2 separate regions of the Homo sapiens genome follow, and region 1 is linked to region 2. A link is an interaction called in ENCODE POLR2A ChIA-PET data of the cell type or tissue named here. Cell type or tissue: MCF 10A. All regions are shown on one strand. Each heading gives the region's core, and the rest is flanking DNA. Links, peaks and the distances in the headings are about the cores only.

Region 1 (9,023 bases), core at 1-8,000, 150 kb after region 2:
GTCCTTCTAAATCCAGCTTGTAAATGGCAAGTGCAGTTATTTCTGGATTTGTATCTGTAATGGTGGAAGTAATAATACACACAATACAAGCTAGCAGATGATAATGAAGTCATTTATTTATGGCTCTAAAGTGATATTTTTGCATGAGCTTTACTCCCAATTATGTTTTGCTTGAAGTCCCCCCCAGTATACATCTGCAAGTTGATACAATTTAGCAGTATTATTAGTATATCTGGTTGTTTTAGAGTGGCAAGACAACCTGACCCAGAATTTTGAAAATTCTGTATGAATATACAAACTACAACTTGACTACAGTCATGTTCCCATTTTAGAGTTGAAAAACAGGCTTGAGAGAAACAGCCTAGTGGAGAGGTTTGCAGAGGGAGATAAGGCATGGCCTTAACTTTGTGTGGGTTCACCTTGTATTTCTAAAGATGCACTTTGTAGCAGTGCTTACCAGAGTACGTTCCTTACTGTGTTTTTGCGGCTCCTCTCTCTTGAGCAACATTGTTCAAGCTACAGCTTGGTCATGATGGAAAGTGAGTTCTTCAAACAGTATGAAGAAGCACTGGCCTAGCAGTAAATTGGCACTGACACACAATTTCAACAGCCAGAGTGTTTTCAGTTTGGAGTATCTTCTAGAATTAGCTGCTCTTTGTTCCAATAGGCCTCAACTGATGCTTTTCTCTCTGTTCATCTAACCATTGTCACAAATTTACACACAGGCCAAAGAATCCTGGGAGATGGATACCAAAGAAAAATTGGAGCAGGCTGCCATTGTCAAAGAGAAGGGAACCGTATACTTCAAGGTGTGTGAGTCCCTATGCAATCCTTTCCATCTCAAAGAATTTATTCAAGTGTTGGTGAATTGTGCTGATATTCCCTACTCTGAATTTTGTCAACACTGCTTGGTAAGAATAAGCTGCAATTTTTATAAATCTGTCATTTTCAATATGAAAAATGGTGAGAAAACAATCATGTGGAAAAAAAAAAAAGTACAGATTCCTCTTTTACACATTCTGCTCTAGATTGTAACCTTCCATACAGGCAGACCAGGTCTGGCATCCCCACCCACCACAGTATCACTCACTCCTAAAGCATCTTGCTTGGTACATAGTTGGCACTCAACAAGTGTTTTTGGAATGAAAAAAGAATGAATAGAATAATTGTTAGCAAAGAATGGAATTCATAAGGGTAAGTTTCACATCATTTTTCTTTCTTCCTTTTTTTTTTTTTGTATGAGAGACAGGGTCTCCCTTTCTTTCCCAGGCTGGTCTCAAACTTCTAGCCTCAAGCAATCCTCCCACCTCAGCTTCCCAAAGTGCTGAGATTACAGGCGTGAGCCACTGCACCGGGCCCATCTTCCTTTAGACTGTCTTGATGAAGTCACTAGAGCATATGATAAAAGGAGAGAGGACATGCACAAATTTCAAAACAAACTGACAGGAGAGTATTGATTGCTTCTAATGGCCAAGATGATTCCTGCACACTTGCTTTTATGAGGAATCTCCGGATATTCCTGAATGATATTCATCATAAATTGCTTCTCAGAAACCCTTCTTGGAGCAACTAGGAGTGTGATATTTTCTCACTTAGATCTTAAACCTCTAGATGTAAGAAAAAAAGAAACCGCCCTTCATTCTGTTTTAATCAGTGTTCTACCCATTGCTTCCCCACCCCAAATATATGCCTTCTCCATGTCAAGCAGAAAGGGCTTAGTGATGAGAATTAGAGGGAGAATGGGAGTTCTGTCAAGGTTTCTTTCGTTTTCTGCCACTGCAATACAGAAATTAGATGTTTTTCAGCAGTATAAAGCAGTGAGGCATAAGTGTACTTTAACAAGTCTTTATGGGGCATCTGCTATAAGACATGCTATTATTAAGTTACAACCTTGTCAGGAGGGAGGAGTGGCAATGTTAATCCAAATGAAACAACTAGAGAATTATGTAAGAATATATAATCAACCCAAAATTAACACAGCCAGAGGGCACCATGTGTTTTCAGAATTTGAGCTGAGACAATATTGGGTCATGAAATCAGTTTTGTGGAAGTGTATTGCAATATGTTATAAGGATCAGTTTTGTTGCATAAAACTTTGCTTGTGTATGAGTAAGTACTGGATTGCATATTTCTTACTGTGGGTGGTATTCAAACAAATTTTAAATCATGGGTTTAGATAAGTATAAATATATAAATATGTTATTTATCATTATTTACTATGTATACTAAACTCTTATGGATCACCAGAAAGCATGGGGGTATGATAGAATAAGCTCAGAATTGGGAAAAATGGGCTTTATTGCTCTTCAAATGATTTAGTCATTTAAGGTCCAAAGAGGTTATATTTTCAAGTGAAAAATAGGGGAGTTAGATGTTCCCCAAGTTTCTTTCCAGCCTGAATTTCTGTGAGTTTCTAAACTCTCAAGAACAAGTGTTATTTTTTTGGTTTTGTTTTGTTTTTAATTCTAATTGAGGTATATTGGATACTTCTAAACTATTCAAGTAAGATTCCAAGTGGGTTATTTGTATATCCAAATACATAATACACTAGAGGGAAAAATGTTTCTACAAAATTTCTTAAGATCGTGAGTCCTTAACAGTATTTTCTATATTTCCGAAGTCCATAAAAATCCTTAACTATATTTTATATATTTCCTCAATACTTCCAAATAGAATATTAACAGTTTGGGAAGATTTGAGGCTTTTGGCCTTTGACTAGAATTATATCGATTCAGTGTAGTAAAACAGCTCAGCTATTCAGAGGCTCTAATCGGTGCTATGATACAGAATTTTGGAGAACATTATTGGTAATGAAATAATGTTATGAAGCCATCTGTCATATAGCTGTGTTCTGAATATATACAGAGAGATGGCCAGAATTAGTGATCAGTAGCAGAAAGCAATGAGTGTCTGTACAGTTACTTAACTTTGTTGCTTATCAGCATCACAACTGCAAGAGTGATACTATTATGAACCTACTTAAAATTACCAATCTTTGGATAAAATCTGGATCAGCAGTCACACACATGGAAAAAATTATTTTTAACATGGAATTTGATAGGCAAAATTTTTCAAAACATTAGTCCATTGGGGAAAAATTAATGAAAGGTTCAAAACCACTGACCTGAGACTTTTCTCCCAGAATGTCTCTGAACATTTTGTACCACTAAAAACTTCCCTGGAGGCACCTTTATAATTATAGGTAAAAGATCCCAGCAGTAGTCCTAGCGTTAGCTGTAAAACTTCAAAATGGTTAGTAGATAGTTTCCTGTACATATTCCCTTCCCAACTCAGGGCAGGTTTCAATCTGCCATACTGCCCTCCCGGGCCTTGTCTTTCCAGGGTGTCTGACTTGGCATGTTATGCATTTGCACAGAGTCCAGATGTGTAGGTGAGAGCAGAGATGGGCTGAACTAAAGATCTGTATTTCATGCCATCTGCATATTGGAATTCTGTTTCCATTGATCTGTTGGTTTGGTTTATACCTAAATGGGTAAAGCCTCTCTCCTGAGTAGGATTGAATTGTACTCAGCTTTTAAGTGGGAATGATTTTGCCATTGAAGATGTAAAGTCCTCATTTCAACCTCTGAATACTAAAGAGAAGAAAAATAGAGAACTCTATTTGGCTCTGAAAATAATTATTAAGTACAGGTAACAGCATAATATTAAGCCAGGCATTGTGCAAGCGAGTTAAACAGACACGATTTTTGCCCTCATAGCTGACAGTGTTCTGCAGGACAGGAGCATTAACTCACACCTGGTCAGTGTTTTTCTTTTTTCTGACTTGGCAGCAGAGTGGCAAGAAGGCTAAGAACACTGAAGTGATGTGGGATTCTTGCGCCCCCTTGTGCTTCTCCTGGGAAGAAAGCATTTCTAAAACAAACTAGTTGAGGAGAATTGTTCAACCTCTAAACTCTTCAGATAAATCGGGCTTTGCTATATTTTCACCACCCTTGCTGTTCCAAGATACCAGTAATGTGATTTAGAAACAAGCCGTTTATGACTCTAGGATTTGATGTTTTAAAAAAAATTCCTAAGAAGAGTCCACCCTGTCTTTCATCTCTTTCCTTTAGTGCAGAATTTTTCAACCTCAGTACTATCAACATTTGGAGTGGGATAATTCTTGATTGTGTGGGGCTGTCTTGTGCATTGTAGAATATTTAGCAGCATTCCTGGCCTCTGCCCATTAGATGCCAGTAGCATCCTACCCAGTTATGACAACTAAAAATGCCTCCAGACCTGCCAGGTGTTCCCTGGGGGGCAAAATCACCCCCCAGTTGAGAACTGCTTTAGTACCTCAGAAGCAGGGAGTACAAGACAGACTTTTCGCTAATTGGAAGTTGAAGTCTAAATAAAGTTACATGATATATATGCAAGAGCTTTCAAAAAATTAAAATGCCCTATGTGAAGGAACTATTAAGAAGTCTAATACCTGTTTTTTGTGTTTTGTTTTGTTTTACCATGGCCTTCTACCATTCTGATTATTCAGAACTTATTGAAATGTTAAGATCTAGGTTTTTGTCCTCCCTGGCTCTTCTTTTCTTTCCCTATACAATATATTAGGAGATAATCAGAAAAGTTAAGTTAATCAATGCATTAGAGAGGGAGGAGGAGAGAGGATGAAGAAATGAGGCATGACAGGGGAAATGCCTGTCCTTCCTATCTCATCTCAGTGAAACAACACTTTTCATTTCCACCCACACATTTTTTGCTCCCAATGATAGCAAAAGGTTTTGTTGTTGGTATTGTTTTTAGAGAGAGAGGGTCTTACTCTGTCACCCAGGCTGGAGTGCAGTGGCACAAGCATAGCTAACTGCAGCTTCGAACTCCTGGACTTAAGAGATCCTCCTGCCTCAGCTTCCCAAAGTGCTGGGACTATAGGCGTGAGCCACCACACCACTTTAGAAAAAGTCTTGATTCCATATTTACATTCCTTTGATTTCAATATTTACTCAACAAACCTTTATTAAAGACCTCTTGGTGCTAAACCCTGAATATTCCAAAAGGGAGAGGACAATGCTGCCTGTCCTCAAAGACCAGCAAGAGAAAAGGCAGTGACAGAAAGAAAATGCCGACCTGAAACTGGTGAGGACTTTATTCTTTTTTTTTTGTAGCATCCAAAAAAGGAGTGGTAGGCCTAAGACTATGACAAAATTTAAGTATTGTCTTAGCTTGGGCTGCCACAGTAAAATACCATACACTGGGTGGCTTCAACAACAGGAATTTACTTCTGGAGACTGTAAGTCCCAGATCAAGGTGTTAGCAGGATCAGTGTCTGGGGAGGGCCTCTCCTCTGGTTCCTTGTAGCTCCCTTCTTGCTGTGTTCTCACATGGCCTTTCCACATGCATGTGAGTGGAGAGAGGGCAGAGGGCAGCAAGCACCCGAGTTTCTTCTTATAAAGGCTCTAATCCCATCATGAGGCCCCACCCTCATGACCACATCTAACCTAATTCCCTCCCCAAATGCTCCATCTGCAAATATCACATTCGGGGTGAGGGCTTCAACATAGGAATTTAGGATGGGGGACACAATTCAGTCCATAGCAAATCTAATTTCCTCAAGAATTTCAGCATTTAAAATAAAATGCCCTGGTTTCGTGTTCTTATGAATGACCTGTATCACACACTTCTGAGGCAGAGAGGGTGACAGACTTTGATTTTAGTGCCAGTCTTCCCTCTCCTAAGTGAGTGACTTGGGAAGAAGGATGTTCGAGGGATGTAGCCTGGCCCTCATTCACACCCAGGCCCTCCAGCTGGAACAGGTCTGCCCCATCTTCATCACCAGAAAATCCACACCAGGGCTTCCTTTCTACAGGCAGAGCTCGTTTCTTACATCACCCACTTGAAGTCCTGTATCACAGGCATGTCCTCTTAGACCTGCTCTATGGTTTTTCTCTTACTCAGACTCCTTGGGTGAGGGTTGGAGTATTTGTGGGGAGAGACAACTCGGCAGTGAGATGTACGCGCTGCTTGGGCTGTGGTAAATCCTAGTAACATGGTCTTAACACTGTTGGTCAGGCATTGAATTTAATGTCCTAATAGGTCTGGCTGCTCCTCTGCCATCTGGCAGGATGTATCATCTGTGGTTTTGAGCTTATCACCTCCTCAAAGGAGAATCCCCACTTGTACTCCTGTTTCTATTTGCGTATTTACCAGCGATTCCCCAGTGCTTTCATTTACCTTAAAATCACAGTGGACACATTGTCTCAGCCCTGGAGGGGTTTTGTTTTGTTTTGTTTTGTTTTGTTTTGTTTTTGAGGAGTCTCGCTCTGTCACCCAGGCTGGAGTGCAGTGGCATGATCTTGGCTCACTGCAACCTCTGCCTCTTAGGTTCAAGCAGTTCTCCTGCCTCAGCCTCCTAAGTAGCCGGGATTACAGGCATATGCCACCATGCCTGGCTCATTTTTGTATTTTTAGTAGAGACGGCCAGGCTGGTCTCGAACTCCTGACCTCAGGTGATCCACCTGTCTCGGCCTCCAAAGTGCTGGGATTACAGGTATGAGCCACTGTGCTCAGCCCCCAGCGTTTCTCATATGAGCATGTATATATATATATATTATATATATATTATATATGTTTATATTTATATATATTATATATAACTGACAGACCTTTCTGATGTATATTGTTTTATAGTTGTTATTTATGTTGTATGCTACTATCCAACTATTCATATTCCCATTGCCTATAGATCAGGGGTCAGCAAACTACAGTTTGCTGGCCAAATCTGGTCCCTGCCTGTTTTTGTAAGTACAGTTTAACTGAAACACAGCTGCACCCATTGATTTACATACTGTCTAGAGCAGCTTTTGCACTACAAATGATAAGAATTTAGTAGTTGCAACAGAGACTGGTTCAAATAGGATTGGCTGTGTTTGGAACTAGCACTTGCCAGAATGTAATATTTGCTGTGAAGTGCTGAAAAGAAAAGTAACTTCCTTTTCATTTTTTTAGTGGCATAGTCTAAAACTGCTCACAATCCTTTTGAAAGACTAAAGAATAGGCCAGGTGTGGTGGCTCATGCCTGTAATCCCAGCACTTTGGGAGGCCAAGGCAGGCGGATCACAAGGTCAGGAGTTCAAGACCAGCCTGGCCAACATAGTGAAACGCTGTCTCTACTAAAAATACAAAAAAAAATAGCTGGGCTTGGTGGCGGCCACCTGTAGTCCCCAGCTACTCGGGAGGCTGAGGCAGGAGAATCGCTGGAACCCGGGAGGCGGAGGTTGCAGTGAGCTGAGATGGCGCCATTGCACTCCAGCCCTGGAGACAGTGCGAGACTGTGTCTCAAAAAAAAAAAAAAAAAAAAAAAAAAAAAAGACTAAAGAATATTAGCACCAAAGAACATAGCCCAGAAGCCTTGCTGTACTACACCTGCTGAAGGGACGGATGGAAATGCTGCAGAGCAGCACTAGGCAGTGCTCAGGCACTGCCCCAAACCAGCCCACAGGCCATCGAGGCCTCCAAGGGAGTGGGAAAGGTACCTGGAGAGCCATCTCCAGAAGGAAAGAAAGAAACCAGCTGTACCAGGGTTTGCTGGAGGGGTTGCTTCACTTTGAGGATTTGCTTTTCTTTTGTACCCCCTCAAGAGCTGAGTACAAGTAATGACGCTTTTTTATCCTAGGGAGGCAAATACATGCAGGCGGTGATTCAGTATGGGAAGATAGTGTCCTGGTTAGAGATGGAATATGGTTTATCAGAAAAGGAATCGAAAGCTTCTGAATCATTTCTCCTTGCTGCCTTTCTGAACCTGGCCATGTGCTACCTGAAGCTTAGAGAATACACCAAAGCTGTTGAATGCTGTGACAAGGTAACATCGTGTCTCCTGTGAGATGGACTTTAGATACTCCAGATCTTTTCTCCATCTCTGTCTTTTGCTTCCTCTCAGCCAAAGGTTGCAGGATTTTTCATTTTGCTTTTTTTTATTTATTTGAATGTTTGGGATTATTTGTTTCTCAGTATGAATTGGGAAATTCAGCAAGATTTTTATTACAGTCAGACTTTTATGATACCTAGACTGTTTATCATAATGCATTCTGAAGAAAAGTTTTGATTAAAATTAAATAATTTTTATCCACGACCTTCCTTATAACTGTAGTATTTATATCAGAGTAGACGTATAACTCCTCAGGTTCAGTTTAATAAGAGAAGATTTAACTTAAGCTTTTCTGGACTTTAACAGACTGCAACTGTTCATATAAAGCATATATATAGGTCAATTTTTATTATAATCATTTATTCACTGATATGCATAAATAATATGAAAGGTCCACAGAGCATCAGCAGCCTTTTTATTTTTACATTTGTCTTATTAATACTATCTTTGGTCTTTTGAGTGCTTACACACAGTACTCTATAACAGTGGTTTATCATCTGTATCGTTATGTATCGTTCTGATATATTTATACACCAGCCGATACTATTTTAGGTATCTGGTCTCAGAGTGAACAGTATATATTATACTGTGGGTAAAAGTAAAAACTAATCATTGGATGTATCTTAAAGGTAGACATAAAAGGATAAGAAAAGCAAGGCAACTATTTTGTACATTCTTTGTGAGATTATTTTTGAATTTTGTGGATCAGTGTTTCCTATCGCATCCTCTCTCCCAAGACCAGTTATTAATTTTATATGTATTTTTTCGTTTTTTTCATACAGAGCGGAGAGAGAGAGAGAGAGAGTGTGTGCGCGCGCGCGTGTGTGTGTTTTGTTTGTTTTAGAGACAAGTTGTTGCTATTTTGCCCAGGCTGGGGTGCGGTGGCTATTAATACACATGAACATAATGTACTACAGCCTCAAACTCTGGGGCCCAAGCTATCCTCCCACCTCAGCCTCCTGAGTAGCTGGGACTACAAGTGCATGCCACCACACCCTGCTAATTTTTAAATTTACTTTTGTAGAGATGGGGGTCTTCCAAAGAGCTGGGATTAAAGTTGTGAGGTACCACACCCAGCACAGCCTTGACTACATTATTTTTCTGTCTTCTATTGACAGAAGCAGTCATATAGCATCACTATTAACCCTAT
Region 2 (10,407 bases), core at 906-8,905:
GGGTAATGACTGCCTCTGGTGGGGGAGGCAGCCAAGATGTGGGAGGGGGCTGTGCTCTATTTCTTGGCCTGGGCATGTTCTGTTTTATTGTTATTCCTTCTAACTTACACATATACAATATTTGCAAGTTTTACATATTTTATTTGTTTTTAATTTGGGAGAGATAGACTATTTGCCAGGAAGAGATGTGGAGGTCAAGGGAGAGGCTTTTTTGGTTTTGCTTTGTAAGATGGGAGGGGTTGGAGCCTACTGCATGCTGATGGGGGAGCGGAGCGTAAGCAATCAGAGAGGCCCTTAAGGAAGGGGTGGGAGGCAGGATTGAGACTATCACTGGCCACAGACCAGGAGAAAGCCATTTTTTTCATGGCAGCAGCAGGAAAGCAGGGAGGATGGGTGTGGATACTGTAAGTTTGGGGGTATGATAGCAGGGAAAGGGGGAAGTGACATGTGGTGTTTTACATTTTGTCTATGGAGTAATGGAGAAGTTATCCGTGGCCATGACACCAACCTCTGATTAACACAGGCCCAGGGGATAGAGTATAAAAAATACATCTGATCTTTGTCCCTAGTTCCAGGAACAGAGCTCCTGAAACCTTTGGAATTTCCTGAGTGACAGCAGTGTCCTTTGTTACTGCAAACCAACCCTTTTTGGTCACAACAGAGCTTATGCTAATGAAGTGACTCCAGGCAGGGTCCTTGGATAGCTTCTGGTTGCCAGAAAGACCAAAGCATGATTAGAAGGTTGGGATTTTCAGTTTTGCTCCCAACTTCTGGGGAGGGGTGAGCAGCTGGACATGATTTAATTCATCAAGACTACATAATAAAAACCTCTGACCAATGGGGTTCAAAGAGCTTCCTGGTTGCTGAACGTGTGGAGGTGCTGGGAACAGCAGGGCACTCCTGAAGTGAGCTTGTGGCAGGCCTCCATAACAACTGTTTCAGTACTGACTGCGTGGTTAAGTTAAATGTTAAAAGCCAGTGCCCTTATACAAAGGCTGGAATGTAACAAAAGCCCACCAGGAGTTTTGCCTAGGCCTTTCCTGGGCCTTAAAGCATGACAAAATTACGAAGGAATTCTTAATGGGACCCATTTAGGATTAAACAAGTTTTACTGTGGATCTGAAGAAACGCCACAGGTCTCCACAAACAAGTTTATTGGGATCTGAAGGAATTCCTCAAAACTCCTTGATTTAGCAAGAGACAAAATAAGGGTAATCACCCCAGCACCTGGACCCATTTAGATTAAGTAAATTTACTGAGGCTCCAGTGGAAGGTCTTCAGGACTCAGACCTTAGTTATAAATTAAAAGAAGTTAATCACGTCTTTAGATGAATGCACATTTACACATAGACATATAGCTTAGAAGGTATATAAGTTCTGAAAAACTTTGTAATTTTGAGTTGGTCCAGCGATAATTTCCTGGCCTTCTCCCTGTAACCGGTTACAGAAATAAAAACTCTCTTCCTCCCCAGTTCATCTGCATCTCGTTATTGGGCCAGGAGCAATAGCAGCCCAGCCCTCAGTTTGGTCCAGGAACAGGCCTGGAAGCTCCGCGCCCTGACACCCTGCCCTATGTGTCTCCTCCGTTTAGCTGTTCCTGAGTTGTGTCCTTTATATAAAAAACCAGTAATAGTAAGTAAAGTCCTTTCCTGAGTTCTGGGAGCCATTCTAGCAAATTAGTAGATCTAAAAAGGGAGTTGTGGGAACCCCCGAATTCATAGCGGGCCAGTCAGAAGTCAGACCTATGATTGGTACCTGAAGTCGGGGGGAAGTCTTGGGGGACTCAGCCCTTAACCTGTGAAGTCTGCCCTAACTATGGATAGTGTCTGAACTGAATTGAATTGTTGAACACCCAGCCAGTGTTGGGAATTGGTGTCAGAAAAAACGTGGCAGTGGTAGGGAGCTTGTGGGGTAGTGGGGGTCCTTCTCTTTGGGGTTGAGAGATACCACTAGTGCCTCAATTCAGTTTCATCCTGAAATTCAAAGGCCTTCATGACCCTGCTGGGAATCTGACCACCGTTTTCCCACTTATTTCTGGGTTACAAATTCACACCCAAACAAACTTCTGGAACATGACCATTTATCCTATGGCAATTAAAGGACTTAAGGACTATAGACATCCTGCATGCCCCACCACGCATCCCTGGGCTCACCTGGATTTTGAGCCTGAATTTTCTGATGCCAGAGAAAGCTTTAAGTGTATTCAGAGCTTGGGTTTTGACACTGTTGTCCTTGTCATCCAGCATGTAGCCCAGCAACACGATGTCATCCGTAGTACAAGCAGAGGCCTGGAGTATTGGGGAGAGATGGAAGAGGCAGGAGAAGCGGGTGTTCTGGGCCCACTGCCCCCCATGTCACCAAGATCCCTCCGCACACCCCCCCCCCACCGCTATCAGCCAGAGAGAGGTCCCAGGATATAGTCTGGCCATTCCAGGGGCAGGGATCGGCCGTAACCCCCAGGGGCCAGGCCGGCTAGGGGGGACCTCCTGCTTCCCTTACCTCAGCCTCCAGCAAGTACACACAGCGAGTGATACTGTGCAGGATCATGCTCTTGGCATACTCATCCTGTTTGCACTCCAAAGAGTTGAGGAGCCTCCGGAGCTCACCTGAGTCCCGCCCGTGCCGCTCTCGCTCGACTGCCAGGCCTAGACAGCCACCCCAGCCCAGTTCAGGCTGTGGACTCAGAAGTGATGAAAGAATGGGGTTGGGAAGTAGGGGACAGGGACTTGGGGACAAGGCTGCCTTGCCTTTTCGGAGAAGCCTTCTCGCCATATGCAGGACCACCATGTACAGTTGAACGAATGTTTACTGCACAAGGGCACCCTATCTAATGTTGTATTGTCCATAACGTACCATCATAGATTTGTCCATTTACTCTAACAACTGTCTGGCATATGGCGGTAACAAGTAGTATTTCATCATAACCAGTATGTGGCAATGATATTCCAGCAGATGGCAATAAAGAGTCTTGCAGAAGGGGCTCATTTTCCTACTCTGCACAAAAGAACATGTGGACTAGTGGAAGCTCTGGGCATATAGTAAGTCCTCCAATCTTCCCTTTCCTTAAAGCCTCACGTTCCTAGGGCAGAAAAGGGATGGGGGGAGCTGCCGACACCAAGTTTCCAAGAAGTGGAATCCTGGGAGCCAGAGGAAATGTAGTATTTGGAGACCTGCCAGATGAGTCTGAGGATCCACTTGAGTGAGATCCAGGGACCCTGAGCTAGCATCTCTGGCAGGGCCTTGCCTAGGACGCTGCAGGGTGGGCTTGAGGAAGATGGACAAGAGAAAGACAAAGGAAAGAGGAACTTGGAGGCATCACCTTTGGGCCCTCCCACAGCAGAGGCCTCGGGAGCAGGTGCCTCCTGGGGCAGAGCCCTCTCCCCAGGGCCCGGACACTCACGGGCGATGCAGATGGGTGAGTTGCTACAGAGGGGTGGTTTGCATTTTATGCCAGCCTTGATGGCCTTGTAGAGCAGGTAGATCGCCCCGGCGCCTGTGGCCAGGCTGACTACGCTTTTGCGGATGTCCAGTTGCCCCAGGTATTGGGGGATGCTCTTGCCCATGTCTTCAGTGTTGCCCTGGGCCCAGGTGAGAGCTAGGCCCAAGGCACCTGTGGGGGGCCTTCCGGAACCAGAACTCTGGCAGGGTCAGGAACCAGGGTACCAGAATTGGAACCTAGGCAACAAAGGAAACTGGGGAGATAATGGGATGGAGGGCAGTGGTCAGGAAATGGGGCAGCCAGGAGTGCTCGAGAACAGATGGGGCCAGGCACCATGGCCCACACTTGTAATCCCAGCACTTTGGGAGGCCAAGGCAGGCAGATCACTTGAGGTCAGCAGTTCGAGACCAGCCTGGCCAATATGGTGAAACCTTGTCTCTATTAAAAATACAAAAAAATTAGCCAGGCATTGTGGCGCACACATGTAATCCCAGCTACTCAGGGGACTGAGGCAGGAGAATCGCTTAAGCCTGGGAGGTTGAGGTTGCAGTGAGCTGACACGCCACTGTACTCCAACCTAAGCGACAGAGCAAGACTCCATTTCAAAAAAAAAAAGAGAAGGTTCTGCTTTAGAGACCACAGGAGATGAAGCATAAGACAGAAGGGGAATAAAAGGGGAGAGGGCAGAAGTGTCCTTCACATCTCCTCTTCTTTAAGGGGGGACCCCAGCAGGTAGCTCCAGAGGCTGCCTTTCCACCATTAGAGGGCAGCAGAGGTCCATTTCCGGGCTGGGGCCTTAGGGCATTTCTGGGTGAGGTGTTTGGGGTATGCCCATTGACAACCCTGTTCCTTTTCTTTCCGGGCCCTCCCATATGTGATCTCTCCACCCTAGATCTACCCCTGGGCCTTGGGGTGTTTCTTCAGGTAGGGTTCCCTCCCCGCATCAGAGGATGAAAAGGAGGGGAGTATCTTAGAAAGCATGCACAGACTCTTGAGGCAAATCCACCCTTTTCCAGCATCTGCATGTTGCCCTGAAGTTTACCTGTTTGACAAAGTGCTCTTGAGGACAGCTACCTTTGCATCTCCAGCATAGAATCTTGTACTTAGCAGGTGGTTTAAGTCATGTTCTGCCATTCTTTAAGGACTTGGCGGCAGAACAATGACAGCATCTAGTAACTGGGGCTCCAGACCCTTCTAACCAGAGTGACCTTGGAGGAGAAAGGGATCGCCTTTGCCTTAGTCTGTTTCTGCATTTGTAACCTAAAGGGATTCGGATTTACCATTCTAAAACTCCAGGATTAAAATGTGGGTAAGTCTGTGCCTTTCAGCTAAATTTGGAAGTATCACCTCTCAGCCTCCCCAGGGATATGAGGCGGCTTGTGAGGTCCTCTGGAGTCAGAAGATGCCACCACCCCAGAGGATGTGAGCCCACCTGTGGAGGTCTTGATCCCCACCACTAGGATGGGGCAGGTGAGACCAGACCCTTCCCTCTTCCCCACCAGGGTCTCCCCGCAACTTCTGTCCCCACTCTCTGTTGCAGAACAGGCAAGTGGCCAGCTCCAAACTAGGGCCACGCCCACAGCCAGTGCTGAGCATGCTGCACCAGAACAGGTGTTCACCTACCTGGCCCTGATCCCTTTTTGGGAGAACTGGGACAGAAGGCTCTGGGTCCTGGGCTGCACCCAGGATGGAAGGAGGTAGGGAAACAGCATCTCCAATGATGCTGCGGCCAGCCAGGCCTGCCCACTCAGAGCCTTGGCCCAGTACACCCTAGGCAGCAGGCAGGGAACAAGCAACACTCCTGGGTGGCCATTCTATTCCTGTCCTCAGCCCTCCTCAAGGGTCATCATTCCTGGCACTCTATTTAGCCCCAAGGTGGGTGACTACATGAACTCCCTGTGGTGAGGGGTGAGTAGAAGCCCATGGAAGCCTCCCCACTGCCATGCAACCCCATCGCATCTCCACTGAACTCCGAGCAGAAAACGGCTGCCTGATGGGAACTGTCATTTAGGTTCCCAGGCTACTTTGGTGGATCTGAGAATAAATCCCTCAAGACAAGGTCCTTGCTCTGCCCTTCTCCAGGGTGGGACCCAGAGTTACTGGCCCCTCCATCCCATGGAGCCGATTCTGCAACCCTCACTTCCTAAGCACAGGTAAGGCTCACCTGTTCTTTAAAGACCTCCAAAAAGTGTTCTTTCTTGGCTGCAACCTAACTCCCTCCTGCCACACCTAAGGCCCATTTCTTCTGGTTCTGCCTTCAAATGATTCAGAGAGATTAGAGGCAGAGTCATTCCTAGAGTGACATTTTTACTAGTCCACAGTACAACAAAAAAATTAAAGACAAAGGAATGTCTATTTGTTGGCATAAAGTCCATTGACCATCTTTTCTTGGGAATAATTGTTTTCTTTCTTTTTTTTTTTTCTTTTTTTTGAGACAGGTTCTCACTCTGTCACCCAGGTTGGAGCGCAGTGGTGCGATGTTGGCTCACTGCAATCTCTGCCTCCCAGACTCAAGCAATCCTCTCGCCTCAGCCTCCCAAGTAGCTGGGACTACAGGCATGCGCCACCACACCAGGCTAATTTTTTGTATTTTTGGTAGAGACAGGGTTTTGCCATGTTGCCCAGTCTGGTCTCGAACACCTGAGCTCATGATCCGCCTGCCTCGGCCTCCCAAAGGGCTGGAATTATAGGCACGAGCCACCGCGCCTGGCTGGAACTAACAGATTCAGATGATGTCACTCCTATTTTGAGAATTAAAATGTATTTTCTTAGGTCAGGCGTGGTAGCTCACACTTGCAGTCTCAGCACTTTGGGAGGCTGAGGCGAGTGGATTGCTTGAGCCCAGGAGTTCGAGCCTGGCCTGGGCTGAAGCAAACCCCGCCAACCCCCAACAAAAAATACAAAAATTAGCTCAGCATGGTGGTGCGTGCCTGTAGTCCCAGCTATTCTGGAGGCTGAGGCGGTAGGATTGCCTGAACCTGGGAGGCAGAGGTTGCAGTGAGCCGAGATCATGCCACTGCACTCCAGCCTGGGTGACAGAGCCAGACCCTGTCTCAAAGAAACAGAAGTATTTTCTTTAATGATGGTGATAATAGATCGTAGGTATGTTCTCCATGCCCTTAGGGAGCGTAAATTTAAAGCTGCAACTCTTTATGGGAACCTGGCTTTCACTTGTTTTCTGGCTTTGTTTTTCTGTCAAATCCAGAAATCTGGAACCACTGGTTAAAAAGAAGTCTGAGAGCCAAAATACACACAGCCAGCTGTGAGTTACTACCTGCCTTACCCAGGAAAAGGACATGAGCTGCCCAAGCACACACCTCTTTGCCATCTATGCCAGCATTTTTACCTTCAAGGCCGATGTTCTCATCGTGTTAAGTACATTTGAGTTTAGTAAGTAAGTATGGGTTCTAGGCAGGGTTCAAAACCAGTTCAGGGCTGGGCGCGGTGGCTCACGCCTGTAAACCCAGTACTTTGGGAGGCCCAGACGGGCAGATCACAAGGTCAGAGTGGCCAGCCTGGCCAACATGGGGAAACCCCGTCTCTACTAAAAAATACAAAAATTAGCTGGACGTGGTGGTGTGCATCTGTAATCCCAGCTACTCAGGAGGCTGAGGCAAAATTGCTTGAACCCGGGAGGCGGAGGTTGCAGTGAACCGAGATGGCACGACTGCACTCCAGCCTGGTGACAGAGCAAGACTCCATCTCAAAACAAACAAACCAGTTTAGTCATGGACTTAGCTTTGTGATCTCCTTGTGCCTCATTTTCCCCACCTGTAAAATAGAAACAATAAGACTTACTTCATGGGATTGTTTGTGAGGATTAAGTAAAGCACTTGGAACAGTGCCCAACACACAGAGCTCAACAAATGTTTACTATAATCCTAATTATCTCCGCAGGTTTCACCTGGACAACATGTGGGGCGTGGGCAGGCAGTGAGAACACAGATGGTAGCCCTCGAAGCATCCCAGCCTGAAAAGCACATGAGTCAGCCCTTCCTTCCACTTACCCACTACCTCTCACGCTGGTCGTCTTTTTTATTTTTTCTCTCTCTCTCTTTTTTGAGACGGAGTCTGGCTCTGTCACCCGGGCTGGAGTGCAGTGGCGCCATCTCGGCTCACTGCAACCTCCGCCTCCCAGGTTCAAGCAAGTCTTGTGCCTCAGTTTACCAAGTTGCTGGAACTACAGGCACGCACCACCACGCCCGGCTAATTTTTGTATTTTCAGTAGGCTGGATTTCACGATTTCGGCCAGGCTGGTCTCGAACTCCTACACTCAGGTGATCCGCCTGCCTCGGCCTCTCAAAGTGCTGGGATTACAGGCTTACGCCACCACACCAGGCCTCCCTGGTCTTCTTAAAGTCAATCAATCCCAACTCCTGTAATCCATGTAACTGCTTTGAGTGACTCTGGAGCCATCTTTGAAGCCCCCACAAATACCTAAATGAGGAACAGGAGCCCTGCAACACATTCCCCTAAACTGTGTTCCTAAGAACCATCCAACTACCTGTGGAATCCTAAGGCCCCTTCCTCATTCTCTTTACCAGTATCCTGGCAATGGTTGTTTAAGCCTAGTTAATGACAGAAGCTCCAGACAGATACTGTTGGGGGTCCTCTACGAAAAGACACCGCCATTCCCGAGGGTGACGCTGCAGCGGCCCAGCACTTGTGCGCATAGAAGCTAAGGGGAAATTACCCTACCCTAAACTCCAGTGAAAAGCCCTTTGCAGTCCGACAGGCTTGCATTCACATCCCAACAGTGTGGGGTTTGGACAAATTCCATAATCTGAGTCTGTTTCCTCCTCTAGAATGCGAGTCTATGAATTCCTGTCTACTGCCTGGAAGTGCCGCTGTCAGGACTGAGATAATGTGTGTACTTTCGGTGCACAGGGGACGCTCAACACGTGCGAGCTTCCCTTGCAGAAAGCCAAGAGATGAAAGGCTGGGGGCCGCCCCTGCCTTAACGTGGATCCCACACTCTCCGAGATCATCTCCCCAGCTAGCGCTTACTCCTGCCCAGGAACCAGATCCTGGGGCCTCCGGGTAGCTCAGCCTAAGGCGCGGGGAGCAGAGGGGGCCAGCGCCCCCAGAGGAGGAGGTTGCGGCGGGGGGAAGGAGGCCGCGCCTTTCCCCGTCCCGGGCCTCCCCCGGTCTTGCTCTCCCTCCCCGGACTACCTCCTCCCCCCGCGCGCATCCGGCGACGGGCACAGGATGTTCTTTCGCTCCCGTCCCCGCTCCGCCCCCGCTCTCACTTTCTCTTCGCTCCCCTCCCCCACTCCCGCCGCGCCCGGCGCCGGCACCTAGTTTAACTCTTTCTCTCCCGCGCTCGGCGGCGCCTGCGCGCCTCCTAGGCGGGGGTCCCATCCTTCCCGCCCGCCCCCTAGGACGCGGAGCGACGGGGCTGCCCGGGAAGGGGCGGGCCTGGGCTGAGCGCTGGGCCCAGGTTCTCAGGATCTCGTGGCCCGCAGCTGTTGGAGAGGGCTCACTGGGAGCCGGCACTCTCTAGAACCCCCGCTAGTTCACCCGGGTGAGGGTGGGGGTGGAGGTGGGTACCCACACTCGAGACAACTGCGCGCCCGAGAAGGGCGGCCAGGCGGGCTTAGTTAGATGCTGGCCCGGCGGGAGGCGAGTACGGTCAAAGGCCACCAACCTCATCCTCCCCCCAGGTTCGGATGCGGAGGGGCCCAGGGCACCAGGAGACGATGGAGAGAGGCCACGCCCCTCGCGACGTCACTGATGTCAAGGCAACTGGGGGCGGGACGGTGGGCTAGAGAAGGGCAGACCTCGGGGAATTGAGGCTGCTGGTGGCTCTGGGACGGGGTGGGGGTGGGGGCGCAGCGGGGGCGGGCTTTTCAATTTGCTTCACTCAATGATGTCCAAAAAACGGAGTGAGGGTCAGCTTCTGTTCGCTCGTTGATTCAACAGGCATTTATTGAGCGTTATGCTTGGGGCTGTGCTTAGGCACTGGGATATTGCGTGCTATCCGAACCCTGCCAGTTGTTGTGAACTAGGGTAGGGTGGCTCTGCGTCCCTGGAACGGACGTAATTATTAACAGTGCCCCTTTTCAAGTTTAAAGTGTCCCAGTATGGGCAGTAGTTAAGGAACACCTTCCTCCCAATTTAGGAAAGGCTCTAACCATACGGGGAAGGAATATAAACTATTGGGTACAACAGACACTTTCCTGGTGCTTTGTATTCTCTGTAATTTTTGCCCCTCATTCTGCAAAACAAGTGTCACTAGCGACTTTTACAGACGAAGAAACTGGCTCAGAGAGGTTAAGAGACTTACCCAGGGCCAAACAGCTAAGTGTTGGAACCAGGATCCAGACCCAAGTTTTATGTGCCCTCCAAAGTATTTCATGCCCACTTCTCAAAATAAGTAAATGGTATCAAATAAATAAAAGACACTGTCCCTGCCATTAAGGAGCCTACAGCCCATGGGAGAAAGGGTTTAAAATACTGCAGGACATAACTAAGCAATAAAATATAGAAAAGATTAGGCAGGGCGCGGTGGCTCACACCTGTAATCCCAGCACTTTGGGAGGCTGAGGCGGGTGGATCACCTGAGGTCAGGAGTTCAAGACCAGCCTGACCAATATGGTGAAACCCTGTCTCTACTAAAATGCAAAAATTAGCCGGGCATGGTGGCGTTCAACTGTAGTCCCAGCTACTCGGGGAGCTGAGACAGGAGAACTGCTTGAACCGGGGAGGCAGAGGTTGCAGTGAGCCGAGACTGCCCCACTGCACTCCAGCCTGGGCAACAGAGCAAGACTCCATCTCAAAAAATAAAAAAAAAAAAAGGAAAAGATTAAAGGCAGCTCACAGGCTCAGAGGGAAGCCACTAGTTACGCCACTCTCCTTTCCACCTTCTGCCCTCCTCTGTGGTTTTGTTCTCTTACTGAGCAGGCATCTGCCCTCCTAGCAGGCATCTGCCCTCATTCTACTCTGCACCCAAGGTTTTGCAGTTGGTA

The links. Peaks named below come from ENCODE experiments on the same cell type or tissue, not always from the same donor. Only the 100,000 strongest peaks of a DNase experiment are listed, where the experiment ranks them.
Region 1: POLR2A ChIA-PET joins it to region 2 with 16 read pairs; 20 of 35 experiments call an interaction of 5 or more read pairs at or near these places.

The regions. Positions count from the first base shown.
Region 1 is chr6:35,578,820-35,587,842 of GRCh38, reverse strand. It overlaps FKBP5 (FKBP prolyl isomerase 5), which reads left to right. Exons shown (of 11, transcript NM_004117.4): 8 at 726-809; 9 at 7,622-7,807. Among named protein-coding and RNA genes, the nearest start is that of LINC03135, 40 kb to the right of the region's middle. RefSeq lists a silencer at 5,765-5,965. In MCF 10A, for the core only: CTCF peaks have their summits at 3,635 and 3,835 (motif pointing left); a DNase peak (open chromatin) is centred at 3,812.
Region 2 is chr6:35,730,265-35,740,671 of GRCh38, reverse strand. ARMC12 (armadillo repeat containing 12) reads right to left here and starts at 3,640. Exons shown (of 6, transcript NM_001286574.2): 1 at 3,401-3,640; 2 at 2,500-2,645; 3 at 2,154-2,288. The coding sequence starts at 3,563. LOC285847 (a long non-coding RNA gene) reads left to right here and starts at 3,725. Exons shown (of 10, transcript NR_027117.2): 1 at 3,725-3,831; 2 at 4,794-4,909; 3 at 5,308-5,592; 4 at 6,645-6,829; 5 at 8,245-8,479; 6 at 9,103-9,180. RefSeq lists enhancers at 318-925, 926-1,534, 2,143-2,751, 2,752-3,360, 8,546-8,840 and silencers at 8,361-8,890, 9,271-9,400. In MCF 10A, for the core only: CTCF peaks have their summits at 2,959 (motif pointing right) and 4,193 (motif pointing right); DNase peaks (open chromatin) are centred at 2,961, 4,211, 8,301, 8,641 and 2 weaker places.